2 separate regions of the Homo sapiens genome follow, and region 1 is linked to region 2. A link is a loop called in an ENCODE intact Hi-C map of the cell type or tissue named here. Cell type or tissue: Calu3. All regions are shown on one strand. Links, peaks and the distances in the headings refer to the core of each region. The heading gives the core; the rest is flanking DNA. Region 1 overlaps CLDN10-AS1 (CLDN10 antisense RNA 1). Region 2 overlaps DZIP1 (DAZ interacting zinc finger protein 1).

Region 1 (8,334 bases), core at 209-8,208, 120 kb after region 2:
AAGCTATTTAAATTTGTTTAAACAATTGCTTCTCAAACTTTTTGACTATGGAATATCTCCCCACTTATGAATATCTCAAAGAACACACTGGAAGGTACTACTGGAAGTGAAGCATATGCGTCAGACGTGAATGTGTGCTTATTTACCAGGTGGGATGAACTGCCCAATGAAGCCATAAAGTTGTATAGGCGAGGGTTTGGTAGTTGAAAAGAGGAGAGAAGAATGCAGACACAGCCTGAGAAAGGGCAAAGGGCCGTATCCAACATGTGGGAAGTGCCATTTCAGGGAAAAGAGCCCAAATATTCCGGAACATCTGGGGAAGATAAAAGGAAGTTGTTCTTGGGATAAATTTGGTGAGAACCTACTTTCAAGAGCAGAGTTTAGGGCCTGTCCTGGCTGGAGGAGCTGATTTTAAGAACAGAAAGAACAGTCCAGTATTAAATGTTAATTTGAATATAGGAGGATAGGATAAAAAATGACTCAGAATTATTATGTTATCTGGGCTGAAAAGCGTCATATTTACTGCCCATTAGAAATTCCTTACAGGCTGATTTCCTAAAGTTAGCTTCATTTCTTTCTTTCTTTCTTTCTTTTCTTTTTTTTTTTTTTTGAGGTGGAGTCTGGCTCTGTCGCCCAGGCTAGAGTGCAGTGGCGCAATCTCGGCTCACTGCAAGCTCCGCCTCCCGGGTTCACACCATTCTCCTGCCTCAGCCTCCCAAGTAGCTGGGATTACAGGCGCGCGCCACTATGCCCGGCTAAATTTTTATATTTTTAGTAGAGACGGGGTTTCACTGTGTTAGCCAGGATGGCCTCGATCTCCTGACCTCATGATCCACCCACCTCGGCCTCCCAAAGTGCTGGGATTACAGGCTTGAGCCACCGCGCCTGGCCGAGCTTCATTTCTTTCTAGGAAATTACAAGACATGGACTCAAATAAAAGGCTCAGTTGACCAAGGGAACAAGATCTTGTTTAGTCCTGGTAATACCCAATAAATATTTGCTAAATATATGCAAAGGGGCAGGGCACGGTGGCTCACGCCTGTAATCCCAGCACTTTGGGAAGCCAAGACGGACAGATCACTTGAGGTCAGGACTTCGAGACCAGCCTGGCCAACATGATGAAACCCCGTCACTACAAAAAAATACAAAAATTAGCCAGAGGTTGTGGCATGTTCCTGTGGTCCCAGCTACTCAGGAGGTTGAGGCAGAAGCATCGCTTGAACTCAGGAGGTGGAGGTTGCAGTGAGCTGAGATTGCACCACTGCACTCCAGCCTGGGCAACAGAGAGAGACTCCATCTAAAAAAAAAAATTAATTAATTAATTAATTAATTATATTGAAAGGACAAGAAAGGGAGGATTAATTGCACAATTTGGGTTTTGCATCCTTAAAATGAAATATTAATTTTACCAAGCAGTTAGTTTTTTAAGAGTAGGGGTGGAGGGGAGAAGGTGAGATTGCTGGCAGAAAGATAACAAATTACACAAAAGCCATCAAGGTGTTGTGTGATCTTACGATGAGGTTTCATGTCTGTTCATCTGTCAGATGATGGGGCCAGACTAGGTGGTCTTAAAGGCCCTGTCCGTATCTACCATCCTAAGATTCTCTGTTCTTCAGAACACGCTAGAGGAAGTTTGGGAAAGCAACTGTTTTATTCAGAGATAAGTACACTTAATACAATTCAGACAATACATTTGTAACGGGCATTTAACACAGCAATCAATTGTACAAGTAGATTCTATTTACTTTTTCTTTTATTAAGCGGAAGAATAAATAAACATAACTGGCCTCAATTATTTAACACTAAAAATGTTGACATTGTAGAGATAAACGTCAACACCAAGAAATACGTTTTCCATGTTCTCCTTAAAACAAATAGAAAGTTTGAATGATATCAATAATTATCCCTTAGAATTGGGATGTATTCAGGTTTTATGCGTGTTACATAGAGCAAACAGGCTATTTTCAATTTCTGTGTTTGTATATTTACCTATAATTGCCAACTTTCTGCAAATGATGTTTCCTCTTGTGTAAATACCAACTGGATTTAGCAAATGTCATGATTATTCGTGCCACCTATTGGTGAAATGTAGTATGACAGCATCTTTTGTGTGCAAGACAGCTACTATGGGGAGAGGAAGGTTGTCAGGACAAATTAAACAGGAATTCTGTACTCAAGAACGGTGGAGAATCTATCTTTTATGAGGCAATTCAAAATTTGAACACTGGAAGGGTATTTGATGGTAGTAAGGAATTACTACCTTTTTTATTTCCTATTATTTTTTAATTGTTTATTTTTAGGTGTGACATTGGTATTGTGGTTATGTTAAAACGTCTTTATCTTTTAGAGACACATAGTAAGATATTTATGAATGAGCGAAAATGATATGTGTAACATGATTTAAAATAGTATTAGCAATTTTGATACATGCACAACGTGGATGAACCTTGAAAACGTGCTAAGTGAAATAAGCCAGACACAAAAGGACAAATATGGCCGGGCATGGTGCCTCACACCTGTAATCCCAGCACTTTGGGAAGCTGAGGCGGGCTGAATACTTGAGGCCAGAAGTTTGAGACCAGCCTGGCCAACATGATGAAACCCCATCTCTACAAAAAATACAAAAATTAGCTGGGCGTGGTGGCATGTGCCTGTAATTCCAGCTACTCGGGAGACTGAGACAGGAGAATCTCTTGAACCCGGAAGGTGGAGGTTGCAGTGGAGCCAAGATCATGCCATTGTACTCCAGCCTAGGTGACAGAGTGAGACTGTGTCTCAAAAAAAAAAAAAAAAAAGTGGGGGTAGGCAAATATATAGGGTATCTAGAGTGTCAGATTCACAGAGACAAAAAGTAGAATGATGATTACCAGAGACTGGGGGAGGGGAAGTGGGGAGTTACCATCTAATGGGTCCAGAGTTTTAGTTTTGTAAGAACTCTTTTCTGGAGATGGGTGGTGGTGATGGTTGCATAACAATGCGGATGTCTTTAATACCACTGAACTGTATACTTAAACATGATTAAAATGCAAAGTTATAACATGTATTTTTTAGCACAATAAAAAAAAAATTAGGGCCAGGTGGGTGCACCTGGGCTGGCAAGGAAGGGGCACCCGTCTGGGTGGGTGGGGCAGGGAAGGTACCTGAGGTCACTGGCTTGGCGGTAGCGGCAGGGGTGGCAGAGGTGGAACTGCAGAGTTGCAGGGTCCACTGACCCTTACCCTCAGCTGGAGAATAACCCTCCAGATCAACTGCAAGAACAAACCAGCAATCCTGAGAGGAGCCGCAGACCCTCTGAAGGAAGCGGACTGCCCCTGCAGGACACAGGAGACACCCCAAATACTGTGAGTGCCCCAACTGCGGAAGTGGGAAAGGGGGACCCTCCTCTTCCAAACACACATCACCACTGGGGAAGCGGAAGGTCTGTTTTTGGGAGAAGTTTCCAACTTTACCTCAAGCTGAGTCAAGTTAGAGAGCTGAGCCGAGCAAAATACAAGGGTAGAGGAAGCAGCAGAAAGGTCCTGGGAGCTCGTTGGGTCCCCAAGCAGCCCATTCCTGCCTGACACCACAGGGATCCATCAGGAGGGTGGCCAGAGGAGAAGGGGGTAAAACTCCATAGGGAGAAGGAATTCTCTAGCTGAACTTTATAACAATTTGAAAGGGGCAAGAAGCCTCCTGACCAGAACCTAGGGGAGAGCATGAATCTGGTGTGCAGACTTCACATGCAGGGGGAAGAACTGAAGCCCTTTTCTTCCACAGCTGGAAGGGAAAAAGCCTTGGGCAAGTTTTCAAGCCCATCTCACCCTCCACCAGGAAACAGACTCGAGGCTGTTGGGGGAGGCACGGTGGGAGTGAGGCCGACCCTTCGGTTTCTGTGGGAGCTGGGTGAGGCCTGTGATTGCCAGCCTTCCCCAACTTCCCTGACAACCTGTATGACTCAACAGAGGCAGCCATAATCCTCCTAGGTACACAATTCCAGTGACCTAGGAATCCCACCCCCATCCCCCACAGCAGCTGAAGCAAGACCTGCCCAAGGAGAGTCTGAGCTCAGACACACCCAGCCCCGCCCCCACCTTATGGTCCTTCCCTACCCGCCCTGGTAGGGAAAGACAAAGGGCATTTAATCTTGGGAGTTCTAGGGCCCCACCCACCACCAGTCCCTTTCCACATGACTACAGCTGATGCTTTCTGGAAAGCACCACCTCCTGGCAGGAGGCCAACCAGCACAAAAATAGAGCATTAAACCACCGAAGTTAAGGACCCTCACGGAGTCCATTATACCCTCCTCCACCTCCACTGGAACAGGTGCTGGTATCCATGGCTGAGAGACCCACAGACGGTTCACATCACAGGACTCTGTGCAGACAACCTCCAGTACCAGCCTGGAGCTGGCTAGACTCACTGGGTGGCTAGACCCAGAAAAGAGACAATAATCACTGCAGTTTGGCTCACAGGAAGCCACATCCACAGGAAAAAGGGGGGTGTACTACATCAAGGGAACACCCCATGGGACAAAAGAATCTGAACAACAGCCTTCAGCCCTAGACCTTCCCTCTGACAGAGCCTATCCAAGTGAGAAGGAGCCAGACAATCAACCCTGGTAATATGACAAAACAAGGCTGTTCAGTATCCCCAAAAAATCACACTAGTTCACCAGCAATGGATCCAAACCAAGAAGAAATCCCGGATTTACCTGAAAAAGAATTCAGGAGGTTAGTTATTAAGCTAATCAGGGAGGGACCAGAGAAAGGAGAAGCCCAATGCAAAAGTATCCAGAAAATGATACAAGAAGTAAAGGGAGAAATATTCAAGGAAATAGATAGCTTACAGAAAAAAATAATTTAAAAATTCAGGAAATTTTGGACATACTTTTAGAAATGTCAGGTGCTTTGGAAAGTCTCAGCAATAGAATTGAACAAGCAGAAGAAAGAAATTCAGAGCTTGAAGACAAGGTCTTCAAATTAACACAATCCAACAAAGACCTAGAAAAAAGAATAATAAAATATGAACAAAGCCTCCAAGAAGTCTGGGATTATGTTAAATGACCAAACCTAAGAATAATCAATGTTCCTGAGGAGGAAGACCTCACATTTCAATACAATATTGAATATAAATGGTCTAAATGCTCCATTTAAAAGAAGAACCACAGAATGGATAAGAACTCACCAACCAACTCTCTGTTGCCTTCAGAAGACTCACCTAACACATAAGGATTCACATAAACTTAAAGTAAAGGGGTGGAAAAAGGCATTTCATGCAATGGACACCAAAAGCGAGCAGGGGTAGTTATTCTTATATTAGACAAAACAAACTTTAAAGCAATAGCAGTTAGAAGAGACAAAGAGGGACATTAATGGTAAAAAGACCTTGTTCAACAGGAAGCTATCACAATCCTAAACATATATGCACCTAACACTGGAGCTCCAAAATTTATAAAACAATTACTATTAGACCTAAGAAATGAGATAAACAGCAACACAATAGCAGTGGAGGACTTCAATACTCTGCTAACAGCACTAGACAGGTCATCAAGACAGAAAGTCAATAAAGAAACAAAGGATTTAAACTATACCTTGGAACAAATGGACTTAACAGATATATACAGAACATTTCATCCAACAACTGCATTCTATTCAACAGAGCATGGAACTTTCTCCAAGATAGACCATGTGATAGGCCACAAAATGAGCCTCAATAGATTTAGAAAATTGAAATTATATCAAGCACTCTGTCAGGCCATAGTGGAATAAAACTGGAATTCAACTCCAAAAGGAACCTTCAAAACCATGCAAATACATGGAAATTAAGTAATCTGCTCCTGAATGAGCACTGGGTCAAAAACAAAATCAAGATGGAAATTTAAAAATTCTTTGAACTGAATGACAATAATGACACAGCCTATCAAAACCCCTGGGATACAGAGTCGAAAGGCCTCTTCAAGGAAAACTACAAAACACTGCTGAAAGAAGTCATAGATGACACAAACAAATGGAAACACATCCCATGCTCATGGATGGGTAGAATTAATATTGTGAAAATGACCATACTGCCAAAAGCAATCTACAAATTCAATGCAATCCCCATCAAAATACCACCATCGTTCTTCACAGAGTTGGAAAAAACAATTCTAAAATTCATGTGGAACCAAAACAGAGCCCACATAGCCAAACCAGGACTAAGCAAAAAGAACAAATCCAGAGGCATCACACTACCTGATTTCAAACTATACTATAAAGCCATAGTCACCAAAACAGCATGGTACTGGTATAAAAATAGGCACACAGACCAATGGAACAGAATAGAGAACCCAGAAATAAACCCAAATACTTACAGCCAACTGATCTTCAACAAAGCAAACAAAATCATAAACTGGGGGAAAGGACATCATTTTCAATAAATGGTGTTGGGATAATTGGCTAGCCACATGTAGGAAAATGAAACTGGATCCTCATCTCTCACCTTAAACAAAAATCAACTAAAGATGGATTAAGGACTTAAACCTAAGACCTGAAACTATAAATATTGTAGAAGATAACATTGGAAAAACCTTTCTAGACATTGGCTTAGGCAAGGATTTCATGACCAAGAACCCAAAAACAAATGCAATAAAAACAAAGATAAATAGCTAGGACCTAATTAAACTAAAGAACTTTTGCATGGTAAAAGGAACAGTCAGCACAGTAAACAGACAACCACAGAGTGGGAGAAAATGTTCACAATCTATACATCTGACAAAGGACTAATATCCAGAATATACAACAAGCTCAAATGAGTAAGAAAAAAAATCCCATCAAAAAGTGGCCCAAGGACATGAACAGACAGCTCTCAAAAGAAGATATATAAATGGCCAACAAACATATGAAAGAATGCTCAACATCACCAATGATCAGGGAAATGCAAATCAAAACCACAATGCGATACCACCTCACTTCTGCAAGAATGGCCATTATCAAAAAATAAAAAAAAAACCAGTAGACGTTGGCATGGGTGCAGTGAACAGGGAACCCTTCTGCATTGCTGGTGGGAATGTAAACTAGCCACAGTGGAAAACAGTATAAACAGCCACTATGGAAAACAGTGTAGAGAGTCCTTAAAGAACTAAAAGTAGGGTCGGGCGTGGTGGCTTACATCTGTAATCCCAGCACTTTGGGAGGCCAAGGCAGGTGGATCACCTGTGGTCAGGAGTTCAAGACAAGCCTGGCCAACATGGTGAAACCCCATTTCTACTAAAAAGTAAAACTAGCCTGGCGTGGTGGTGAGTGCCTGAATCCCAGCTTCTCGGGAGGCTGAGGCAGGAGAATTACTTGAACCCAGGAGCCGGAGGTTGCAGTGAGCAGAGATCATGCCATTGCACTCTAGCCTGGGTGACGAGAGAAACTCCGTTTCAAAAAAAAAAAAAAAAAAAAGAACAAAAAGTAGAACTATGATTTGATCCAGCAATCCCACTACTGGGTATCTACCCAGAAGAAAAGAAGTCATTACATCATTACACCAAAAAGATACTTGCATATGCATGTTTACAGCAGCACAATTTACAATTGCAAAATCCTGGAACCAACCCAAATGCCTATCAATCAACAAGTGGATGAAGAGATTGTGGTATATATATAGTGGCATATATATATATATGATGGAATACTACGCAGACCTAAAAAGAAATGAATTATCAGTGTTTGCAGTGACCTGGATAAGACTGGAGACTATTATTCTAAGTGAAGGAACTCAGGAACGGAAAACCAAACATCATATGTTCTCACTGATATGTGGGAGCTAAGCTATGAGGATGCAAAGGCATAAGAATGATACAGTGGACTTTGGGGACTTGGGGGGAAGAGTGGGAGGGGGCAAGGGATAAAAGACTACAAATATGGTGCAGTGTATACTGCTCGGGTGATGGATGCACCAAAATCTCACAAATCACCACTAAAGAATTTACTCATGTAACCAAATACCACCTGTACCCCAATAACTTATGGAAAAAAAATTGTTAAAAAATTGTTAAAAAAAAAATTTGAGGCCAGGCATGGTGGTTCACACCTGTAATTCTATTACATTGGGAGGCCGAGGTGGGTGGATACTTCCACCAATTGCATCTTTCTTTTTTTTTTTTTTTTGAGATGGGGTCTCACTCTGTCACCCAGGTCAAGAGTTTGAGACCAGCCTGGCTAAGACGGTAAAACCCTGTCTCTACTAAAAATACAAAAATTAGCCGGACATGGTGGCAGGCGCTGGTAATCCCAGCTCCTTGGGAGGCTGAGGTAGAGAATTGCTTGAACCCGGGAGGTGGAGGTTGTGGTGAGTCGAGATCACGCCACTGCACTCCAGCCTGGGTGACAG
Region 2 (8,334 bases), core at 267-8,266:
ATTGGTATCATTAACCAGTCTTTTACTACTAAACTTAAATGGCCAATTGAAACAAGCAGTTCTGAGACCATTCTTCCACCACTGATTAAGAGTAGGTTGGCAGGTATTAGGGATAATATTCATTTAGCCTTCAGAGCTTTCTGGGCAGACTTGGTGACCTTGCCAGCTCCAGCAGCCTTCTTGTCCACTGCTTCAGTTTTCTTGTATGCATTTCTGTAAGTGTAGAACCTCATATATACATAGTTTTACAACATTCGAATTATGTTTTGTAGGTTTGTACACTTTTCACTTTATATATCATAGACCTTTCCTAAGTTTTAAAGTATTCTTCAAAATCATGACTTTTAATGACTTTCATGATGATCTTATTGGATGTATCATAAGTGACTTAATCATTTCTTCATTGTCAAATACATGTTTCTGATTTTTTTGTATCACAGAACTGCAATGTAAGTAATTTTTTAAAAAGGCAAGAACTGTTTACATTAAAATCGCTTTAATGAAAACAAACTTTAATTATGACACTGATTCTCTTTCACCTGAGTACATCAGAAATTTAAGTGTTAAAATGTGTTTACACTAGTGCAAAACATCTAAAGTAGATGTATTTGAGAAGGTCTTAAAATAGGAAAACTTCTGTTTATTTTTTCACTTGAAATTGTGTTTTGTACCTTAGTATTTCTTGTAAATCTTTTCTGAATGGAAAAAATGTTTCCTCTTTTGCACATTTTCTAATATTACCTTTCTTAGTAGAATATTAAACGACAAAAGATCATATAATATGTATGTGTATAATTGCAAGGATGAAGTGTGTTCAGATGATCAAAAAATTTATCAGCTTATATTTCTCCAAAGTGGAACAAATACTGAGGAAGACGGGGAGAGAAAAAGAAACTGGGAACAATACTAGAGCCAAACTAAAGCAAACAAAAAATAAAAATATTTCACAAAACACCTGCAGTTCTTGAGGAACTTCGATGGGAAAGTTAGATATTAATCTACCTTTAAGATTGTATCATTGCTAGAAAAGGAAGTAGGAAGCACTATTTTTCCTCTATTCCATTTAAAATATCATTTCATCATGCAAATACTTTATAGTGATAATACACAGACATACACCCAATACACATATCTATAGATATACACATATACAGTAGTTTATATTGAAAATTGTATCACTGATGTGGCAGTTCAATTTAGGAGATATTTACTGAGCATCTGCTATGTACTACACTTTATAAGGCTAAAAAGAGATGTGGAACAATGCCTGCCCTCAGACCGCTTACAGTACAGAAGGGAGTAGGAGTGAGGCTACAGCTATGGGAATCAGGATGGGATAAATGCAGAGTGCCCTAGGGACTGAACAGAGAGAGTTTCTTGAAGTGGGATTAGGGCTGTGTGTGGATCATGCCCATGTTTACATCTTCAGCCTAAACAACTCTTCTGAGTTCCAGATCAGGTAGCCAGCTCAGTACTCGACATCTCCATGGGCTTCTCAAGTGCGACATGCCTAAGATGAAGTTCTTGGGTTTGTTCCCCAGACTTGGCAAATGGCACCCTCGTTCCTCCAGATGCTCATCTTGATTCCACCTTTCTCTCTCAATCCCCGAGTCCAGGCTGTCTGCAGGGCCCACTCTATGGAACCAGTTCTTCTGTACTTTCCTGTTGCCCTGCATTAACTAAGCCTCCATTTCTGAATGGGCCCCAGGGTGGGTCTCCTCAATTCCAGCCTTCCCCTTCCTTAGTCTGCTCTCCACAGAGCCAGCAAAATAACCTGGCTGCTGGCCGCCATTCTAGCCTCAGCCTGACCCCCCCGCCCCACCCCCTGCCTTTCGGAACCTCCTCTTTCCAGCTATGATGACTTTCTGCTAATTTCTAGAACATTCTGGCCTTTTCCTCTTTTATACCTGGTTTTCATTGTTGGCAAGCCCTTCGACTTGCTCTTCACATGGCTACCTCCTTCCCCTCAGTATGAGTTTTCTATTCTGTGTAGCAAATGACCACAAATTGAGTGGGTGAAGATGGCATGTATTTCTCTTCTCAATGTCCGTGGGATAGGAGTCCAGGCAGGGCTTGGCTGGGCTCAGGGACTCACAGGCTGCATTGAGAGTGTCATCTGGGCTGTGTTCCTGTCTGAGGTTCCTTGTGGTTATTTGAAGGGCTGAGACTATCAGGTTCCAGAGGCTACTCCTTCTCCATAGCAGTGCACAGCATGGCTGTTGACTTCAAGGCCAGCTAGAGTGTGTCTCTCTTGCTTTCATTCTCCCGCTTCAGGAAGGGCCTGGGACTTCTTATTTCTTTTTTTTTTGGGGTGAGACAGAGTCTCACTCTGTTGCACGGGCTGGAGTGCAGTGATGCCATCTTGGCTCACTGCAACCTCCGCTTCCTGGGTTCAAGCGATTCTCCTGCCTTAGCCTCCCGAGTAGCTGGGATTACGTGCCACCATGCTGAGCTAATTTTTGTATTCTTAGTAGAGATGGGGTTTCACTGTGTTGGCCTGGCTGGTCTTGAACTCCTGACCTCAGGTGATCTACCCGCCTCGGCCTCCCAAAGTGCAAGGATTACAGGCGTGAGCCACCATGCCTGGCCTGGAACTTCTTTCAGGGGGCTCACCTGAATAAGACAGGCCCACACAGGATAATCTTCCTTTTCATAACCTCAAAGTCCACAGATTTGGGACTGCTATTGCGTCTCCAGAGTCCCTTCACCTTTGCCGTATTCTGTGGTTGAGAAGCACAATGGAGGTTCTCCTCAGACCAAGGGACAGCATCACACAGGGGGTGTACACCAGGGGTACAACCTTGAGGGCCCCCTGAGAACCCTGCCTACCCCATTGCCTCTGGCCTCTGGGTCCTGGTCACCTGATGTCACTCTATCCAAGTAGGTAGTCCCTTTTCTTTATTATTCCCATAATATCTCAAACAGAGTTCTGAGCACTATTTTAAATAGTTTACTTGCTTATTTGTTTCCTTGTTTATTGTCTATCTCTCCAATCACGTCATTGGCCCTCTGAGTGAAGGGCTCTGTCTATTTAGCTCTCCATTGTCTGCCCAGCATCCACTCATGTGTCTGAAATGTGGTTGGCACTCACTACACACTTGCAGAATGAATGTGGAAGGTAGCTAGCTAGGGCATCATTCAGCCTTGTTTTCATAGATGGAGAAAGGCTGATTGTAGGGTTCAGAAGAGCAGGGTTACCAGAGTTGTCTGGAGGTCTAAGCACCATCTGCTGTAGGGAGGACACTAGTCCACGTTTCCACCCTGCACCCAGGGAGCTTCCCCCGTGGCAATGACTATGTAGTTAGGACGATGGCGTTCACCTCCCAGCATATTTTATCTATGGCAGCTAAGATGCAGGATCCCAGGAGCAGTGGATGGTAGTTTCTCTGCACCACAGGTGGCTCCACTGTGCAAGGAGTGTTCTCCTTTGTCCCCCTACATTACACTGAAGCAAAAGTGGCCTGTTCTTACAGTTCATGTCCTGGTGTCCTGGAGCTGACTCATATCGGCTCTCAGCTGTGCACATTTCTCCTCATCAGGGTGTTTTTTTTGAAAGCTGATTTAACCAGCACAACTTTGGTTTCATGGGAACATTTAGAAATAAATGGATATTTGTAGTTGCCATATACTTAAGCCTTCTAAGAGTTCTGTGAAGTAGATGCTGTCACTCATTTTACAGGTGAGGACACAGGGGCTTAGACAGATGCTGTGTTGCCCACGGTCACTGGTATTTGAATGCAGGCCCTGTGTACTCCAGGGCATACTACACTGCTGGCCTGTCTAGCTCCAGGCACTCACCTGTGAAGCTCCCAGCCGGGAAGGAAAACAGGCAGTGACAGCTTCAAGTGGTTGCTTTTCTGTAAGGACGCAGGATCTTTTCTTTGGATGCTCTGACATGGTAATCCCTAACCAGGGATGCACCTCAGAATTACCTGAGACTCTTTTCCAAAGTACAGGTGGCCAGCTCCACTCCCTGAGATCTTGATTTAGTAGATAAGTCTGGAACACATGGATTTTGGAGATAAACAAACCAAAAGCCACCCAGGCTATCCTGTTTTGGATCTATGGTTTGAACCACTGCTCTTAGATCATTAAAATCCCTACTCTTATTCTTCAAGCCATCTTTCTAGCATTGGTATTTAGGGACAGAATTCAGGTTTCTTTATTAATCGGGGGTGGGAAGGCATTTTTAAAATCCTGGCTCCTTTAAAGCTGTCTGTGTTTCAGACAGTTGTGGGAATTTCAGTGGCCTCTGGCTGGAATAGAAAGCGAGTTACAGTTTTTATACTTTGTCATTGCGAGTTGTGATAGAGAGAAAGACGGACAGTTGTCATGGAGGAAGAAGGTGAGGCCTTTCCTGGTTCTGAGTGGGGCGCATGCCTCACATACTAGGTATGTGGGGGCGGATTTGTGCCACCACTAGGCTGCACTCCTTCCTCGTCTGTTGGTTTGACTTGTTTAGAAGCTGCTTACCTCTCCCTTCTTTGCTCTTAAACCCTAACAGAGGGGTGAATTCAATCAGGTTTAGTAATCTCTGCCTGAGACCTAACTATTAATTATTCCACATGATTGGTGCCTGCTGTTCCCACAATGCACATATTGTATTTCTCTGTTTAGGGAAAGTTGCATTTGCCAACTTTCTATTGATTTACTTAGATTCTTGGCAATTTTTTTTGTTTTAAATAACATTGGTAGGAGTTCACAGGCAGTCACAGATAAGCGATGGCATGCCCTTTTTACCCAACAGAAGACTCTTGAGAGCTTGGGAGGTTGTCAGATGGTCACATAATGAAGGAAGGGAGGATGGGGTGATGTGGGCCAGTAGGGAAAAATGCATAGTGCTTGAAATGGGATCACAGAAAATGGGCTCATGAGCTGCAAACTTCAAAATAATTTCTGGCTATGTTTGCCTAGACCCTCTCCATTCCTTTCTCCATGTACTCTTTTCCGTGCCTTTCTGATTCATTCTTAACTCTTCTATTAAGAATGATGTTATCCCTTAGATATTCCCACATCTCCTTTCTTCCTGGGGCCTGGAGCAACTCCCCATGTAGTTGATCAAGGCCGAGATCCTAAACCTCCATCCAGCAGCCTGGACATTTATACTGGCTTTTCCTTCTATTTTCCAGCTCAGCATTTCCCAGACTGCTTTGGAGGCCACTTTTCCAGGGGCCTGTAAAGATGTAGTGAAAGCTCTTGACAATGCCCTCCTTGGGGGAGGTTCTTAGTATCCACTAGGAAAGGAAAGATTCTTTTTAGGTTTCACTCGGAAAATCTTTCTAGATTGGTTCCACCCAGTGTTTGTCCAGCCTCATAGGAGCACAGAGCATTTCAGAGGCAAGGCTGTGCAGGATGCTAAGACACTGCTTTTTTTTTTTTTTTTTTTTTTGAGACAGGGTCTTACTCTGTCACCGGGGCTACAGTGCAGTGGCTTGAGCATAGCTCACTGCAGCTCCAACCTCCTGGGGTCAAGCAACCCTCCCACCTCAGCCTCCCGAGGAACTAGGACTACAGGCTAACCCCACCACACCTAGCTTAATTTTTAAAACTTTTTGTAGAGACAGGGTCTTACTGCATTGCCCACGCTGAACTCCAACTCCTGGACTCCAGTGATCCTCCCTCCTCGGCCTCCCGAAAGAGCACTGACTTTGAAACTTGCATGTGAAAGTTTAAGTCTGGGCTCTGCCCACCTTCGGCTGTCTCAATTAGAGCCAGTGACTTTACCTTTCTAGACTTGAGTTTTCCTATCTGTACGATGGGGCCAAAACATGTGTCCATAACATTGTGGTGTGGATTCAACAAAATGAAGTGCATCTAGTACACAATGAGTGTTAATTTTCTAAAAGCAAGCAAATGAGGAAATGCTGGTCTAGGTGCCCTTATATACTCATCTCAGGCACGGACACTTCCTGCTCCTTTATTTGATCAGGATACCCTGTCACCACTTCCAGGACATAGACTTGGAATGTTCTTCACCCCAATTATGAAGCCTTTTTTTTTTTTGAGACGGAATCTCGCTCTGTCACCCAGGCTGGAGTGCAAAGACATGATCTTGGCTCACTGCAGCCTCTGCCTCCGGGGTTCAAAAATTCTCCTGCCTCAGCCTCCTGAGTAGATGGGATTACAGGCGCCCGCCACCACACCTAGCTGATTTTTGTATTTTTATTAGAGATGGGGTTTTGCCATGTTGGCCAGGCTGGTCTGAAACTCCTGACCTCAAGTGATCTGCCTGCCTCAGCCTCCCAAAGTGCTGGGATTACATGCACGAGCCACCACACCTGGCCTCAAGCCGCCCCCCCTTTGTTTCTTTTTAGCCTTCTGTGTTTAAACAACTACTGAAATTGCTTTAAGCGCCTTTCCTTCAATTATTGAAAACAAATTCTTCTTGAATTCTTTTTGTCCAGTCTATGATCTTCCATGACATTATCTCTAAAGATGAATATGTCTGTGTGTCTCTGTATCTCTGTCCTCTGCATCTCTCCCTTTCTTTCCCTCCCTCCCTCTTTCCCTCTAATCCCCACCATTCCCCCTCTTTTTCTCGGTAAACATCTATCAGTAAACATTTCTCAGAGAACCTGCTGAGGGCCAGGGATTGTGCTAGTTTCTGGGAATATAAAATAATTAAGATGGGGCTGGGCACGGTGGCTCATACCTGTAATCCCAACACTTTGAGAGGCCAAGGCGGGTGGATCGACTGAGTTCAGGACTTCGAGACCAGCCTGGTTAACATGGTGAAACCCCGCCTCTACTAAAAATACAAAATTTAGCCAGGTATGGTTGTGTGGGCCTGTAATCCCAGCTACTCAGGAGACTGAGGCAGGAGAATTGCTTGAAGCCAGGAGGCAGAGGCTGCAGTGAGCCGAGATTGCTCCACTGCACTCCAGCCTGGGTGACAGAGCGAGACTCCATGTCAAAAAAAAACAACAACAAAAACATTAAGATGTGCTCTCTGGCCTAGGATGGCCCATGTGGGCATCGGAAGGACAGGACTGCAGGAGAAATTTAGTACTAAGGGTCAGAGCCACTCTGCAGGAGAAGCCTGAATCCTTTATCGTTGCTCATCATGTGTTATTTCGTGTTATGTGCTGTAGTTGGCTAAGCTGCTCCCATTATCAGTGTTGTCTATTTGGGGACGTGAGCTCCCTTGGGAACACAGATGAAGCACCTAGAGCAGCCAGGGCCAGGATATACCATGATCAAAGATTTATTCAACGACTTGATGCGCACGGATAGCATCAGGCTAGCAAAACAGGCAGAGCATGTATACCTGAAATCTGGAGAATGAAGACATTTGACATGCAGCTTACAGATGGATGCCTTTCTTAACTTTTTTTCAGCTCCTGTCACATATAGAGAAACTTCGAACCTCAATGATAGATGATCTAAATGCAAGCAATGTTTTCTATAAGAAAAGGATAGAAGAGCTAGGGCAGAGACTCCAGGAGCAGAATGAGCTGATTATAACTCAGAGACAGCAGGTATGTCTGGCGGCAGTGTGGCACCGTGCTTCTTTAAGCAACGCAGTCTATCTAAGAACATGTGTTTTTACTTTAGAGCATTTGTAAGTGGTATAAGGTGAGGAAGATGGAATATTTTTCCCCTTGTGATTGCTTGTAAAAGTTAGTGCAATAAAATACATTTTTAAAAGGTATTTAAAAGTAATATGTTGAAGATTTATACAGTTAAAGTTCAAAATTAATTTGATTTGAAGGTAAGTAAGAATTTCTTTCAGTAATTACTCTGAGAAGCAGCCAAATACAAATGCAACTTTAAAAAGATTTTTTGTTATTTTATTTTAGATTCAAGGTGTACATGGACAGGTTTTTTACATGAATATATTGTGTGATGGTGAGGTTTGGGTAATAACTTCTGCCTCTATGCTTTTAAAGACCACATGCCCTATGTCCCTGGATAATTTAGTGAAAAGGTTAATTTACTAACAACATTATCTGTCCATTATCCCATGTGTGTGTCCCTATCTAATTTCAAATGTATCACTAGAAGACTGTATTTCTTTGCAGATTAAAGACTTTACCTGTAATCCATTAAACAGTATCAGTGAACCCAAAGGTAAGTGGATGGGATCCCGGTACTGGCGGCAAGGGGAACCTCCCCAATTGCACTGGGCTTCAGAAGAATGTGGGCCCCACTTGTTTATGTGTGCTAAGATGGCATTCTTCTTGTTGTATTGATTTCGTAGATCTGTCCTCTATTATTTTAATTTGAGAGATTTGTTACCACAACCCAGAAAGGTGAAGAATTTAAAAAATCTAAACTATCATGTAGTTGTTTCATTTTTTTAATCAGAGTACTATTAGGCACATAATACCTGCT

Evidence for each region. Hi-C counts contacts between places; a loop is a spot of excess contacts. Peaks named below come from ENCODE experiments on the same cell type or tissue, not always from the same donor. Only the 100,000 strongest peaks of a DNase experiment are listed, where the experiment ranks them.
Region 1: a loop joins it to region 2, with 6 times the contacts of the local background. A loop is called at or near these places in 6 of 110 quality-filtered maps.

What each region holds. Positions count from the first base shown.
Region 1 is chr13:95,488,020-95,496,353 of GRCh38, reverse strand. All of the region lies in intron 3 of CLDN10-AS1 (CLDN10 antisense RNA 1), which reads left to right. It also overlaps a transcript of CLDN10 not described here. Among named protein-coding and RNA genes, the nearest start is that of CLDN10-AS1, 42 kb to the left of the region's middle. RefSeq lists an enhancer at 3,658-4,158. In Calu3, for the core only: no CTCF peak of the experiment used is centred there; a DNase peak (open chromatin) is centred at 4,003.
Region 2 is chr13:95,611,181-95,619,514 of GRCh38, reverse strand. It overlaps DZIP1 (DAZ interacting zinc finger protein 1), which reads left to right. Exons shown (of 23, transcript NM_198968.4): 11 at 7,338-7,478; 12 at 8,022-8,070. Among named protein-coding and RNA genes, the nearest start is that of DZIP1, 29 kb to the left of the region's middle. In Calu3, for the core only: no CTCF peak of the experiment used is centred there; a DNase peak (open chromatin) is centred at 4,404.